Regions from separate parts of the Homo sapiens genome. Here region 2 is linked to region 1. Evidence: chromatin loops called from intact Hi-C (ENCODE). Cell type or tissue: heart right ventricle. All regions are shown on one strand. Links, peaks and the distances in the headings refer to the core of each region. The heading gives the core; the rest is flanking DNA.

Region 1 (5,383 bases), core at 103-5,102:
CTAATAAATGCTTAATATGTTTTTGAATTGGGGAGAGTACTTTAAGGATGATGCACCTCCATTCAAAGGGATTACACACTGGTCACTCTCTTCAATACGCCCCTTATCTCAGAACATGCATGCAGACCTCCACTTACCCATTTCCATGTTGGGACTAATGCTTCATCCTGTCAGATTAGCAATAGACATTAAAAGCAAAATAAGACAGAGAGCAGGGATGCATCATAAGCTTTAGGTCTCACAGAGAAAGACGAGGCCTCAACTCTTAGTCATTCTCTGTTCCAAATTCCAGATAGATCACCCAGGAAATCTTGAATCCTCTCACACTGCTTTTGTGCCCTGGTGTGTCAGGCAAAGGATAACCAACCCTCTCTGTTTTAGCAGTGAAATTCTCATGTCCTAGGAAAACTCTTGGTGTCTGTCAAACTAGGACGGTTGGTCACCCTATCAGGCCTCTGAGTGGGAATACAGTTTGGAATTCAGAAGCTGGGAAGAGGTCACCCTGGCTAGCCTGGTGAAGACCAGCACATCCATCCACCCCCAGAGCTTGCCTCATGGCTCCCATTGGGACCTGCTGTTCAGCCGCTATGGCTGGCAGCCTGGGAACCCAGGCAAACACATGCCATTTCACTTGGTCTCCAGCAGGGAGGGGGAGCCTGGCACACTGACACAGACACAGACGTGACAGATCATCCATTGCTCATGTAAATGCAACAGCTGAAGATAACTTGAACTGAAGCAAGTTCCTTGTTGGAGGAAACAGCCCAAATGATGCTGATAATTAGAAAATGGGCCAGGCCCTGATTGAATAAGCAGGCTGCTGTTGGCCCTTGGCTGCCAGGGAGTCAGCTGACACAATTAAGCTAATCAGAATTATCATTAGCAAGCACGAATAGCCCGCAGTGTTTTGTTGGCCTTTCACTGAAAACAAAAGCAGACTCAGAGAGGGCTGTTAGCAATGCAGTAGTTGTGAATGAAGAGCTGATTAGGGCAGGGGGAGGACAGAGATTCGTGAGGTGGGGAGGACAGACAGGAGGGGACTTGTTTACCCTAATGCACCTGCTAACCCCTGGGTGACCTTGGTCCAGGACCTTCTCATTCTCTCTCCAAGGCTCCATTTTCTTGTTTCTAACAATGAAAGTGATTATACCACCACCTACCTTGTAGAGCTGCTGCTGTGAAAACCAATGTTACCACAGAGCTGTTCTGTTACCTTATAGCAGGGTGCTTGGACCATAGGGGTTTCTCAGGAGTCCACACACACACACGTGCATCAGAATCTCCTGGAGGAAGTACTTCATAAGTACATTCTTGGGCCTCACCCCAGATACACTAAATCAGAATTATTAAGATTAGTGCCTAGTACCAAGCACCCTCAGTCTGCATCTCAAACTTTAATGTGCATGTGAATCACCAGGGATCTTGCTGAAATGCAAGTTCTGATTCAGTACATCTGAGAGGAGGAGACTCGAGAATGTTCATTTTGCTCCCAGATGATATCGATGCTGCTGGTTCCCAGACCACACGTTGAGGGAAAAGACCCTAGATGACAATTACCCTCAAATGTGAGAATTACCATTTTTAGCACTTCATCTCTTCTCCTCTAGGATTGGGAGTTAGCTCAGTGGGGTGGGGAAGTAAAGCAAAAAGGAGAAAAATCTGAAGATCAGTGTTTGCCAAGAGAGCTCCTCAAAATGCCAGTCCTGAGTGATGGTCAGTGAAAACAGACTTCCTTCTGTGGTCAAATGAGTTTACAAAATACTACATCGTCTCCACCCTTGAAGATTTACAGTGTACAATAGCATATCAAAGCCTTTGAGAAGGTATCCAGTAAAGAAACTTGTTCAATTTTGTGTAGCCCGCCCAATTTAACTGCATTTGGCTACTGGACTTTTTTCTTTTGCTATCACTCATTGACATCTTAGAGATATCATGATCCATGGAACACACTCTGGGCAGCACTGCTCATCTTTGTGATGTGATGTGTCTCTAGATTTTTCTATTTTCCTCATGCCTCCACCCTGGCCTCAAACCACACAGCCACCACTGCCGCATGGAGAGGGAGGTGGGAAGGAAGTGAAACTCCATATGGGAGGGCTTCACACACACACAGGAAGTGCAGTCCTTTTCATTGTTGCTCCTCATCCTCCCACATCATCATATGACAGACACCCCTTCGTGGAATTCTTACCATGTGCATGACGCACAAGCATTTTCAAGAAATAATTAATAACTTCATTTCTTCAGTTCCAGATAATCTGTTAGTTCCTCTTGACATATATTATTTCATCTCCTCACACTTGTTACTTTTTTTTTTTTTTTTTTTTGAGACAGGGTCTCACTCTGTCACCCAGGCTGGTGTGATCATGGCTCACTGCATCCTCTAGCCTCCTGGGCTCAAGTGATCCTCCCACCTCAGCCTCCTAAGTAGCTGGGGCTACAAACACATGTCACCACACCTGGCTAATTTTTAAATTTTTTGTAGAGACAGGGTCTCACTACGTTTCCCAGGCTGGTCTGGAACTCCTGAGCTCAAGTGATCCTTCTGCCTTGACCTCCCAAAGTGCTGGGATTACAGATGGTACCTGGCCAGACTTGTTACTATTATTTCCAGCAGATGTGATGGGCAGTTTCTCAACATCTGAACCACATTCCTCTCCATCCCTTATCACTGCCATTTTGTCACACCAAAGTGCATGTCCCACCCCCAGTGTGTAGGTGCCTCTTGGCTAATGATTGAGATTTATGGTAGGCTCTACCACCAAAACTATCCTCTAAAAACGGGTGCTTTTTAGAACAATTTGAAGACCAAAGATTTGGAAAGCCTTGTCTCATAAAGGCCCAGCCACAAGCCTATCCAGGCCCCAGAATACACTGACCTCATGTTGCCCTAAGAGGTAGCCAGGCCACACATACACTTCTCTCAGAGTTGCTTGGGTGAGTGCAGCAGCCAAGGTTGGCCTGCAATGGTAAGATCAAGTCAGGACTGTGAAAAGAAGCAGAACCTCTCGCATGAGCCAGAGCTACTCCCTAAAGTAGCCAGCAATGAAGAGCCATTGTGGGGCTTTTGAAAGGACCTTTTCTTTTGAAACATCATCTGTACAGAGGCCTCTGGGTTGCTTCTTGTCAGGCGGCTTCCTTGGCCTTCAGCCAGAAGGCTTGATGTGGACTCAGCCATTATAGAAGAAAGAGCTGCAGCCTGTGAAGCTGACAGTTTGGCCTTTACAATGGCATTTCCACTATTATGCTACCACATTAGTTACCACATGGGGCAAGGCATGTAATGGCTCTGAGCCTCAGTTTCCCCACCTGTAAAAGACATCATCCCTAGAATCCTCCCAGCCTGACCTACAGAGATTACTGATGGGTCACTACTAAGATTACTGACCTACTGGGATTACTACTGATATGATGTGTCAGCAGCCCTGTCATCTTTCATCCAAGACAACCGTTTCTCTTTGCTTAGAGAGCCCTTCATGGATTAAAGCCCACTGTGGGCCAGGCGTGGTGGCTCACGCCTGTAATCCCAACACTTTGGGAGGCCTAGGCGGGTGGATCACCTGAGGTCAGGAGTTCCAGACCAGCCTGGCCAAAATGGTGAAACCCCATCTCTACTAAAAATACAAAAATTAGCCAGGCGTGGTGTCAGGTGCCCATAATCCCAGCTACTCAGGAGGCTGAGGCAGGAGAATTGCTTGAACCCAGGAGGCGGAGGTTGCAGTGAGCCGAGATCGTGCCATCACACTCCAGCCTGGGGCACAACAGCGAGACTTCGTCTTAAAAAAAAAAAAAAAAAAAGCCCACCATGGCAGCAGAGGGGCAGAGGGGGTGTACATGTTGCCAAGAGTAGCTGGAGTGTGCATTCATGGGGCTTTGCCAGTTCAGATGACAAGTATATGTGTGTCCAGGGTGGCATCGGCTGTTGGTGGTTGTTCAGGATAATGCAAAGGCTCAGAGATTAGTGGGAGGGCCTGCCAGATATCATTTTAGGAGACTTGGCAGATGTATTCTAAAGTGTCAATTGGAAAAATAGCAAAGAAACATGATTATTTCCAATGAATTGCCTTATGCTGGGTAACTGGGGATGTGGCAAAAATAGCCACATGTCTCTGCCAGTCCTATTTATTCATCCCTTGTTGATGTCCAGAGAACTTTTGCTTCTAGTTTATAGGGTGTTGGGTGGTTCATTTTTGTTTTAGGGTTTCTCTTTGTTTCTAATTTGGTCAGAGATGAGATGTGGTCTGATTTGTTTCAGGGCCTAAAATATGATCAATTATAGTTGAAGATGTCTCTCATGGGAAAATTGCTAGCATATAATATTAAGTAATAAAAGCAGGATACAAAACTGTACTGGAAAATCACTAATCATATGTCCACAGATGATAAAGGAAATAGAGCAAAAAGTGCCAACAGTGGTTCTCTCTTGGTATTACTATAGATAATGCTTTTTTTTTTTTTTTTTTGGTATATACTTTTTGGGGCTTTCTAAGTTTTCTGTCACAAACATGTGTCACTTTTCTAATCAGAAAAATCAAACTTTATACTTGAAAAGGCTTTTCCAACCACTTGTGACTACTGAGATTAACATTAAATTAAAAATTAGTTTCTTAGCCTTACTAGCCACATGTTAAGTGCTCAAAAGCCACATGTCTAGTGGCTATTGTATTGGATATCACAGATACTGAACATTTTCATCATTGTGGGACATTCTCTCAGACACCACTGAGCCAGAGGCTCTACCTTCAAGAGCTACTTTTTATAACCCACTCTTAACAACCACTCCCTCCACAAAGAGCTGCCAGATGTGTTCACATTGTCTCCATGCTGCCACATGAGGCATTTCCGTTCATTGTTTAAGCCCCCTAGTATGGTTGCTTCTCTTTGCTAAGCCACTTCTCTCCTACTTTATTGATAGGAATAAATAAAACTCAGTACCTTCTGCTCAACATTTCTCCCTAGATTTCCCATCAGAACCTCCACCTCAGGAAGCTGCTCAGTATCTTAGGGGAGCTGTTGGTCAGAGACACCAAATAGTAATTGTACTTTTTTATTTTTTTAATGTTCTCTGCAGTGTTGGAAATTGCTGCAGGATGTCAGTCACAGCAGGGATTAATTCGTCTTCATGAGCATTTACATGAAAATGTAAATAGTCAGTATGGCTTGATGCCCATATATAAGCCTGCCAAATTTTGGCTGCTATGTGTGGTCTAGACTAGTTTAAATTTCCCGGCCAGATAAGATTAGATTCTTTGGCTCCAAAAATGTCAAGCGAGTATTAACTTGGGGTTTGAATGAAGGAAGGTTTTATTTATTGAAACATAACATTATATTTTCTCCCACCACCCACCTGTCCCACCACAATAAAGGCATGAAGATAAGGCAG
Region 2 (5,383 bases), core at 222-5,221, 56 kb after region 1:
ATGACCAGTTTTAGAGAACTTTTCTAAAGAATTATAGTTAAGATAATCCATTAACCAGAACTTGTAGACTTGTAGGGCATTTGGCATCAGAACTTGGTTTTTCTGCCTAGTTGTTTTTTTTGTTTTGTTTTTTGTTTTTTGTTTTTTTTTTTGGAGACAGAGACTCACTTCTTCACCCAGGCTGGAGTGCAGTGGTGTGATCTCGGCTCGCTGCAAACTCTGCCTCCCATGTTCAAGCACGTGGGCCACCACGCCTGGCTAACTTTTGTATTTTTAGTAGAGATGAGGTTTCACCATGTTGCCCAGGGTGGTCTTGAACTCCTGACCTCAAGTGATCTGCCCACCTCAGCCTCCCAAAGTGCTGGGATTACAGGTGTGAGCCACTGCGTCCAGCCTCTGACTAGTTTTTAAAAGATATTTTTATTGCATTTATCCAAGAAAACACATCATATTGCAATGCTTTGAGAAACAAAAAGATCTGTTCTCATTTTACTCTTAACAATATTAATGGTTGCAGGGAGCCGAAGGCTCGTGGGACGTGAGCCACTCAGCATTCCACTGGAGGCTATATGATCAAACAGCAAACTGTTTATTATGAATGCAGGATGTGGGCAAACTCACGACTGCTCCTGCCCACAGAAGGTTTGCTGGAGGCAATCACTCCCTGGCACCGAGGTTATCTACTGCGACATCTAGAGAATGCAGTGTTGCATGCCTACTCTGGACCGGGCAGCTGACCCCTTCTTCCATCCTCCTTCTCACTATCTCTCTTGCCTAATAAATACAGAGGGCTGTGTAAAGCTCAGGGCCCTTGCCCACTAGAGGCAAGGTGCCCCCGACCCCTTCTTCCAAATATACTCTTTTGTCTTTGTCTTTTATTCCCGCATTCGTCCCCCTTTGTTCAGTCCCCTAGGTCCGTGCGGGTTACAAGTGGCACCCTGACTAGCCACAGAATCGAGTGCTCTACAAATGGTTCTTTAAAATCCAGAGCCGAGTAATTAACATTCTTTTATGAAAACACACTTATTAACTTTCAAAGAAAATCTTGTAATGGTTTATTTAAAAAATAACTAAAAACCATTATAGTACCTGAGATAAAGCAGTCTTCAGACTGAGTCACAAAGCTGTTGGGAACCCCCACCCCCACCAACATTCTGATGCCCATCTGACAGTGATGTCATAATGTCCTAGTTAGACACAGGACCTGCTGGGCCACAGAAAGGAGGCTCTGGGTAGACGCACTAGATTACTGGATAAATCACTTCAATTTCCCAATGAATTTTATATTGTTTATTTTTATACCTGGAGTTTTTTCCTTAAAAAGTAGCACTTTGAAGCCTACTATTGAAGGTGAGAGAGCATTTAAAACTTTTATAAAAATAGTAGGTAAGAAGGATGACCCATAATCATGAAAAATTGGTATGTGGCAGTTTTCTACAGGAGGATATAAACTTTATTGTTGGAGCTATGGTATGTTTTAGATTTTAAATCTCTGCCTCTAATCCTTTGTGAAAAAAATGCAGTTAGAAAAAGAAAGCAGTAAAAGAAATCAACATATTTCTGATCTATGGTGTGTGATACTTTTTTTTAGCATTGCCTAATGTGCTACCTTTAAATGAAGATGTTAATAAGCAGGAAGAAAAGAATGAAGATCATACTCCCAATTATGCTCCTGCTAATGAGAAAAATGGCAATTATTATAAAGATATAAAACAATGTAAGTCTTTAAAGTGAATAGAAATGTATATGCAAAAGTTGATTATCCTGGTTTCACTTAAGTGTCCTTTTTAAATTTCCATCATTTCCCCCTGTATTTGTTGGGTATTTTATTTCTACTTCTGTGACCTGCCTGTTCATACCCTTGCCCATTTTTCCATTAGGTTGTATTTTCATTTCTTTTTAAGGGCTCTTTTTATGTAGAATATATTAATCCTTTTTACGGTAAAAGTAATAAATGTTTTCTGCCAAGATGCTGCTTATCTTTAAGGCTTATTTTATTTTATTGTATCGTATTCAGTTTTTGAGACAGAGTCTTGCTCTGTCACCCAGGCTGGAGTGCAGTGGCACGACCATGGCTCACTGCAGCCAGCCTTGACCTCCCAGGGTTCAAGCAGTCCTACCACCTCAGCCTTCCGAGTAGCTGGAACTATAGGCACATGCCATCACACCAAGCTAATTTTTGTATTTTTTTTGTAGAAACGGTGTTTCATCATGTTGCCCAGGCTGGTCTCCAACTCCTGGGCTCAAGCGATTCACCCATCTCACCCTCCCAAAGTGCTAGGATTACAGGTGCGAGCCACCACACCTGGCCAAGCCTGTTTAAGTATCTTTAATAACTGAGAAGATTTCAAGTTTTATAATATCAGTTCTGTTTATTTATTTCTTTATAATCTCTGCATTTTGTGTCTTGCCTAAGCAGGCTTTATCCAGTCCAAAATATTGTTTTCTTGAATTTTAAAAGTAATTTTATCGTTGTTTTTTTTTTTTTTTTTTTTTTTGAGACGGAGTCTCGCGCTGTCGCCCAGGCTGGAGTGCAGTGGCGCAATCTCTGCTCGCTCCAAGTTCCGCCTCCCGGGTTCACACCATTCTCCTGCCTCAGCCTCCTGAGTAGCTGGGACTACAGGCGCCCGCCACCACGCCCGGCTAATTTTTTGTATTTTTAGTAGAGACGGGTTTCACAGTGTTAGCCAGGATGGTCTCGATCTCCTGACCTCGTGATCCGCCCGCCTCGGCCTCCCAAAGTGCTGGGATTACAGGCGTGAGCCACTGCACCCGGCCTATGTTTTTGTTTTTAACTTGAGCTTTAAATCCAATTATTTTTGTGTATGGCATAAAGTAGGGATAAAACATTATGTTTTTCAAGGATGATAGCCAAGTGTCTAACACCAAGTCCCTACTGATGTGAAACTTATATTTAATTAACCAAACTCTAAGATGAAATTAGGCCAATTGTTATACTTGTTTTTTTAAACTGTCTGTCCCTAGAAAGATACCAGTGTTTCAACTTTTATACTTTCATAACTCATGGCATGAGTGTTGGGTTGTGACTTTGTTTTATTTTTCCATAGCTCTGTCTCAGGAATTGCTCAAAAACGATGAAATATTAATGGTACCGTTTTTATGTGTGTCGTCCATAATTTATCTGTTATCTTGTGGGAGAACATTTAGTCTATGTGCAGTTTTTCCCATGTACATTCTTCTCATATACACACTGGGGTGAATTTCTTTGTTCTCACAAAGAGAGAAATGAATACATATGTAAATATTAAATACACATACATTCGTGTGTGTATAGAATTTTGTATCATCTTATGAAATTTTGGAGAGAGGAGACACATGTGCATGTCCAGTCTGCCGTCTTGATCCAATTCACTTTGATCCTTTGGCGGGGGGAATATATACATTAGTTTTGAATTGCAGCCAACTCCACTAATGAGTCTTAAGAGCAGCATTCTTTATGTGCATGTGTAAATTTGAGTATATGTGAGGGACCTTAATTGTTATCAAATGATATGCTTTTTAAGCTGAAGTGTTCATTCCATAGTCTAACAGAAGGTTCAAGGGCAGGTAAATGCTTCTTACCCGGTTTTTTGATAATGTCAATACAAACAGTGATAATGTTGCACATCTACAAATCTACTTCAGCACCTGTTATGTGCTTACATATTTTTTTCCACAAATTTCTCCAAAAATTGCTTCTTGGAAAGGGTCATTTGGCATAAAGATACTAGTTTGGCTTTTTTCAATGAGTTTTAGATTTGACCCTTGCCCCACTTTCTTATTTTGTAGATGAAAAAAAAATGACTATAACTTTTTTAATTTTTTTTTAATTAGTGCATGTTTTAAGAAAAAAACTCAGAGGAAGAAAAAGGTAAAGGAAAAAAAGTGACTTAGCTAGTTGCTGAAGACTTTCGCTTTTGTTTTTAGATGTGTTCACAACACAAAATCCAAATGGCACTGAGTCTGAAATATCTGTGAGAGCCACAACTGACCTGAATTTTGCTCTAAAAAACGGTAAGAAGTGAAAGGCACCATTGCACATGTAAAAGCCATTAAAGCAGGATTTCAAAACAGCAATAAGAGACTGTTGGGGAGAAAAGAAGTCTTCGTTCCTAAATAAGACTAACATTTTCCCTCTAAAGTAGATTCTGTGACTGGGATCCAGCTTAGTTCTTGGCCATCCTCTCTGCTTTTCTCACACTTCCTCCCACACAAATACACCTGAGACTCCACATCCATTACACTGATAATTTCAGAAGCTGGGGAGGTTCTTGCATTTCTAAACCTCATACATATGGTTTATGTGGAAAGAAAAATTAAATGATAACTACATTTAGGATTCTAGGAAAATTTACATCTTTCTTAAACCCACGTTTTTTTGCCTTTCTGATTTTTGTCTTCAGCTTTAAATGGGGAAGAGAGAATGTTTCTAGCTATGGCAATGTCAATATTGAGAAATGTGAGACTCAGGAATGCCTAATTATTAACAAAGCTACTTGATAATAATGGAATATTTTGAGCAATTTCAAACCTTGGGATTTAAATGAGACAGTAACATTCCAAGGGCTTATATTAATTCAGTAAATCACTTACGGGAATCTTGCTTATCCACAACAAACAACATCTTGAGTTGTCTGGGACAAGACATGAAGAGGCAGCTCTTAAGTGTACCAGCTACCTCAAATTCCCTTAGGATATGAGTTATTGAGTACAGACTGCAGGACCCAAGGAAGAGACTGCGAAACCCTCACTTTTATTTCCACAATTCAGGCCCCCAGAGGATTGTCAGGGAAAGTGGGATTGGAATAAGACATTCCTGCCATTTTAAACGGGGCTCTGACAGAAGGAGACCTGCTGGCATGGTAGGGACGTTCTAGAGGAGCAAGCCCCCAGGAAGATGGAGATCTGCGGATAACTTTGACTAAGGGTTGCTTGCTTAAGTATAGTCCCTAAAACTCTGAAGGCAAGGGGGAAAAACTGAGGCAATCTAGATGCTTTTCTCCAGAGGATAAGGGTTGCAAAGCAGAATTTAAGGATGACTTACTCACTTTTCGAGTTCTGCTTGAATCACTATCAACTCCAGTAACTGATTCCCTTTCCCAACTTTCCTTGGCAGCAAGACACTTGTCATGGGTTTGTGGGCTTGGTGTGAATTTTTTCTGCCCCTCTGTAGAAGTCCTCCTATAGAGGGTGCCCTGTACTCCGTATGGAACTTTATTGACTCCTGTATTAAGCAGTTAATTGAAATGGCCATCAACTTGAAGAAAGGGTCTTCCAGTCACAGTTGTTACCAAACACTCCCTTAGTGACATTCCTCTAGAGGGACCCATTACAGACTGAGATATATACTAAATTAGACCTGAAAACCCTTGATTTGTAGTCC

The links. Hi-C counts contacts between places; a loop is a spot of excess contacts. Peaks named below come from ENCODE experiments on the same cell type or tissue, not always from the same donor. Only the 100,000 strongest peaks of a DNase experiment are listed, where the experiment ranks them.
Region 2: a loop joins it to region 1, with 5 times the contacts of the local background. A loop is called at or near these places in 1 of 110 quality-filtered maps.

The regions. Positions count from the first base shown.
Region 1 is chr9:27,349,316-27,354,698 of GRCh38, reverse strand. All of the region lies in intron 3 of MOB3B (MOB kinase activator 3B), which reads left to right. Among named protein-coding and RNA genes, the nearest start is that of EQTN, 55 kb to the right of the region's middle. RefSeq lists an enhancer at 106-1,087. In heart right ventricle, for the core only: no CTCF peak of the experiment used is centred there; DNase peaks (open chromatin) are centred at 641, 2,067 and 3,148; H3K27ac peaks cover 2,978 bases.
Region 2 is chr9:27,292,947-27,298,329 of GRCh38, reverse strand. It overlaps EQTN (equatorin), which reads left to right and starts at 1,180. Exons shown (of 8, transcript NM_020641.3): 1 at 1,180-1,350; 2 at 1,592-1,717; 3 at 3,928-4,014. The coding sequence starts at 1,275. In heart right ventricle, for the core only: no CTCF peak of the experiment used is centred there; no DNase peak of the experiment used is centred there.